2 separate regions of the Homo sapiens genome follow, and region 2 is linked to region 1. A link is a loop called in an ENCODE intact Hi-C map of the cell type or tissue named here. Cell type or tissue: PC-9. All regions are shown on one strand.

Region 1 (2,500 bases):
AGCTTACTATGGGTCACTCAGCAATCTTCAAGAGAAACAAACATTATTTGGTTGGTGGATACCAAGACAATTCTGATGTGTTTGTGTCAAAGATTGGTCAGATGAAATCTAACTAGACATGTATCATTCCATCATCAAGCGAAATGACCTTGACTCTAAACATCTTAATTTGAACTGTAGACATTTCCCAAATGCTTTAGGGTAGATTTGGACCATAATACACTCCACTGTAAATGGAGAAAGTTCATCATCCCCATAATAATTGCCCCCAAACTGCTAGGTAGGAATGCATACTGGGTTTAGTATGTATTAACTCCCTTGTGAATTCAGCTTTTGAGAGCAGACCTCTTAACAAGTCATGAGTATTTAGAGTGAAATATTTAATTCTTAGTGATACTATTTTCCTATTCTGCTATTATTATTCAGCTATGATTATTTTCCTTCTCCTCCCAACCTCCTATTTCTTTTTCTTTATTAAAAAAAGGAGAGGAGGTGCATGCTGCCATCTGGGGTGAATATGGGCTTCACGTGGGGACCTGGGCGCTGGTTCTGATCCAGAGAGTGAGCTAGGAGCACTTACACAAGAGGGTCTTAGCCACTGTGTCGGGGGAATAGCCTTATATCAAAGACTGAAGCCTTTTAGTAAAACCTGAAGAATAATCAGAAGCAGCATTGACTAGTCTCTAACCTTGGTTGAGGGACACACACACACACACACACACACACACACACACACACGGCTCTGAAAGCTCAGACACGGAGGACACGCTGTGATCCACTTAGCCCTCTCTTCTCCTTCAGGGGGTCCTTGCAGGACAGAACGCTAAGGAACAAAGTCTTAACTGGCAAGCTGCCGGCAGAAGGAGACTGTCTGGTGGATTGCAGCGCTGATTAGGAACGGGGAGTCCTTTGCGTTTCAGAATCCGGTCCACATTTTGCTGAGAGCCCAGGCACTGTGAATAAGAGGAGCCTCTGAGGACTGGTTTCTGATGTCGCACTAGGCATGATAAGAATGCCATTGACGTCAGCAGAGTCATCATCAGGGAGAATGGCACCCCAGCTCTTGAAACCACACCAAGCAATTGCAGTGCTTTTGAAAATTAAAAGCCGGTGCTGGAGTGTGGGGGGTGAGGTGGGGGGTGGGGGGGTGGGGAGGGAAAGAAGCAAAGAGGGAAGTCGTGGCTCCAGCTGAACTCTTCTTTCTTCTATGCGTTTCCTGTATTTTAAAAAGGCAGGCTCACGGCCCTCCTGTGCACACGCCCGCTCACTCACACACACTGCTGCCTGGGCTCATTAACCTAAATTGGGGGAGGTGGGGGAAGAAGAAAGAGAGAAAGAAGGAAAAAAATTAATTCTGTTAACACTTCTGCATGCACATAAAACAAACTGTGCCACCCAGGTGCTGGACAGAGGCCCTGAGCCACATAAGCCTCTGAGAATCAAATTGCTGAGGTAAAACTGATATGCTTTAAATGTGTGTTGATGAAGAGATTACAAGGGAGGAATTAAACACTTCAAAGGAGCTACTACAAAGCAACAATCACTCTTCCCCCATCCCTCACACACGCACATTACTGTGGACGCTTGCATGTTTGTGTGTCTGCCTGAGAAAATGGCAAAGTTGGTTTAGGAAGGGAACACTGCAGGCATGTTGTGATTTCAGCTTTCACAGGCAGCTCCAAGAACATCACCTCCAGCTATAATTCAACGGTTACCTGGACTGGAAAATGTCTTGGAGGTTACGAAGTCTTTGAATTCTTTAGTGTAAATTGTCTCCGCTTTGAAATTCCACAATTGATCGAATCCTTTCATTCTCTTTCCCACTCCTAATTGTTCCACTCTAACTCTCCACCCACCGCCAGGAATATGAAAACAACATAGAGTAGAACTGATGATATCAGCTGTATAACACGCTTTATTTTACGGCATTAATGGGCAGCTTTCCAAGTCCATAAAAATCTTTTGCTGATCTGATTTTAATATCCATATTCTTCAGTTATACTAGAAAGAATGATTTCCGAGATGTGGAAATGTTAGCCGGGAAACAAAAGGACATAGGCACATAAAGCAAAATCTGGCAGGAAATGTGGGTTTAATAAATTGAATTATGTGAAACTCCTATTTCAAATGGACTGATACTAGAGGAGCAGCCCTCGAGAGATATGCACAGTAATGATTCTTCGTTTTCAAAGACCTGTTTCTTTTTGAAAAGGAAGAAGCCCTGAACAGCATTCCTTTCAAATACACAAAGGTAGCTAAAGTACAACCTTCTCCTCTTTCCTATTTGTTCTTTAAAAAATTGTAAAAATTATATTAAGTGTGCTTCTTGTGATAGAGTCAATAAAGGGAGAAGGAGTTTAGCAAAGCACATTTACTATATACTCTTAACCCGTCTTGCTTACTGTAATAATCGAAAGAAAGATGGCTAATTGTCTTGCAGGAATTTGGGTTATCCTCTGAAAGGATACAAGTAAATTTGTAACTTGGGTCGTATTGGCTA
Region 2 (2,500 bases), 240 kb after region 1:
TGCAGAGTGATGGGCAACTGCATCAGTGATTTCCACCAGAATATCCCTTGGGTGGTTGATTATTTCTTCCGGCTACAGCACATTATCTAACCCTAGCTTACTGGTCCTGCAAGAAATTCTATAAGCCACCTAATAAATTCCTTTTTCCTTAAAATAATAAGAGTGGATTATATTGTTCACAACTAAGTTCCTGGCTGATACACACATTTTTTTCCCTGTCTCTTACTTTTTATTTTTTTCATTTTTTTAAGATTTTTTTTTAAGTTCCAGGGTACATGTGCAGGATGTGCAGGTTTGTTACGTAAGTAAATGTGTGCCATGGTGTATTGCTGCACCTATCAACCCATCACCTAGGTCTTAAGCCCCGCGTGCATTAGCTATTTTTTCTGATGCTCTCCCCCCGCCCCCCGCCCCTCTGATAGGCCCCAGTGTGTGTTGTTACCCTCCCTGTGTCTATGTGTTCACATTGGTTCAGCTCCCACTTAGAAGTGAGAACAATGCATATTGTTTTATACTCTGAATCTTTGACATCTGTTATAACGTCTTGCCTCAACAGCTATAGTATGTGAACTTGGTAGATTGAGAATATTTTAATCAATTTGAGTCATTTTTTGTCCCTTCTACAGTGCTGAGTACACAGTACATGCTAAAAAACATACTTGTTTTGGGCCAGGCATGGTGGCCCACGCCTGTAATCCCAGCACTTTGAGAGGCCAAGGTGGGCAGATCACTTGAGACCAGGAGTTTGAGACCAGCCTGGCCAATATGGCAAAACCCTGTCTCTGCTAAAAATACAAAAAATTAGCTGGGTGTGGTGGTGCACACCTATAGTACCAGCTACTTGGGAGGCTGAGGCAGGAGAATTGCTTGAACCCAGGAGGCAGAGGTTGCAGTGAGCCAAGATCGCACCAGTGTACTCCAGCCTGGGCAACAGAGCAAGACTCCATCTCAAAAAAATGAAAAACAAAACAAAACAAAACTTGTTTTATTGAAAAATAAAGGTCCTTTTGAAGAAGAGAAATATGAGGTAGATCAATTTTATATACCCTTGGATGTGTATAAAACTATTCTTTGTAGTACAGGAAGAAAGTATTAGAATATCTATATATATGGAACTTTGATTTTTATGTAAACATATTTTATGTTTTGCTAATATTTAATACAGACTGAGAGTAGTACATCTATATTTACAAATAAGTACATGTGGATGTGCATGGTCAAAAAGTTTTACTGATATGGATCAGAAATGAAAAACATTTGGAGGTCACTGGGCTGAGTTACTTCTCATGATGCTTTTCAGTGATCTGTTTTTTTTTTTTTTATATAATAAACAGTTGGTAATTTCTCATCAGAGCCGAGATGTGCAGGGAATTTAGTAGAGTGCCATCTGGCGGTGATTTCTGCCACGTGCAGCATTTATCCCATTGTTCCTCGGGGGTGCCATCTGTGAGCTTCCTCAGGCCACAGTATCATCGGTCTGGCCTTTAGGCTGAGGGTAACTCAGGGAGGTGAGAAAGGCAAGCTCATGGCGCGGCAAAGGTCAAAGGACAGAGTGAAATTCAAGTGGCTCAAAGAACACACAGGGGTGGAAAAGAAGCCAGCAACACGGGGGAGGGGCGGGGGGCACCAGATGCAAGAGTGAGATGGGCGGGTGCAGAGGAAAAGTGAAATAGAAATCTGTACTTAAAGTGCACAGTGTGACGACAGCAGAAACACATTGCCAAGAAGATTGTGCCTCCTGCATTCTCCACATCCACAGTCATCACTAAAAAAACAAAGGCTAGGAGGGAGGGTCCCCTGAGCATTTGCCAGAGCTCTCCCCTGGGGCCAGGGTGTCATCACAGAATGAGAATACTTTAAGGCTACACTTCACCTTCCCAAGCAATAAAACATCTTCAAAAAACAAAAAAACTTGCAACCTAACCACATAAAATCCAGCCTGAAATCCTCCCTCTGTACCGGATGAATGATGTGATTTTTGCTGCTCTTGATCTTATTCATCCTTGACGCAATTGCTCCTCTGGGGGAATTCTGGTCGCCAAGAACGTTAGAACAGACACAGCATTTTTCTTGGGCAGCTCAAGGTCACTTGCGATAACGTCAGAGGAGGCTGCTCCTTGGGATAATGGAACTGAGCAGTGACAATTATGCTTCCCAACAGATGCCTGTGTCCTTAATCTGTCCGCTGTGGGGTGAAACAACAAAGAGGACATTTTAATAGTCCTAGGATGTGGTGTCACAACTGTCCCATTTTGATTAGGATGCATTTGGGAACAGGGAGCTGAGGGCTTATCACTGGAAGCCCCCCTTTCTTCCCCCTTAAGAGCACAGAGGGCATAAAATAAGAAGAACAGGCAGAGGAAAGCAGGCAAAGAAGAGTATCGTGATGTCTGATGGAGGGAGGAGGACAAAGGGAGAGAAGGGAAGCGGGGACCGCACAGTCGGAGTCCCCTCTTCTCATCTGAGACAGAGAACTCCATCAGAATAGCAAGTAGGGGTG

What was found. A loop is a pair of places that touch in the nucleus more often than their neighbours do. Peaks named below come from ENCODE experiments on the same cell type or tissue, not always from the same donor. Only the 100,000 strongest peaks of a DNase experiment are listed, where the experiment ranks them.
Region 2: it touches region 1 in a loop (9-fold over the local background); 6 of 110 quality-filtered maps call a loop at or near these places.

The regions. Positions count from the first base shown.
Region 1 is chr5:59,126,254-59,128,753 of GRCh38, reverse strand. The region is part of intron 5 of PDE4D (phosphodiesterase 4D); the gene reads left to right. Among named protein-coding and RNA genes, the nearest start is that of PDE4D-AS1, 88 kb to the right of the region's middle. RefSeq lists enhancers at 159-1,068, 1,069-1,979. In PC-9, no CTCF peak of the experiment used is centred here; a DNase peak (open chromatin) is centred at 973; H3K4me3 peaks cover 576 bases.
Region 2 is chr5:58,890,805-58,893,304 of GRCh38, reverse strand. No RefSeq gene overlaps it. Among named protein-coding and RNA genes, the nearest start is that of PDE4D-AS1, 150 kb to the left of the region's middle. RefSeq lists an enhancer at 1,437-2,500. In PC-9, CTCF peaks have their summits at 1,232 and 1,438; DNase peaks (open chromatin) are centred at 1,404 and 1,784; H3K4me3 peaks cover 683 bases; H3K27ac peaks cover 375 bases.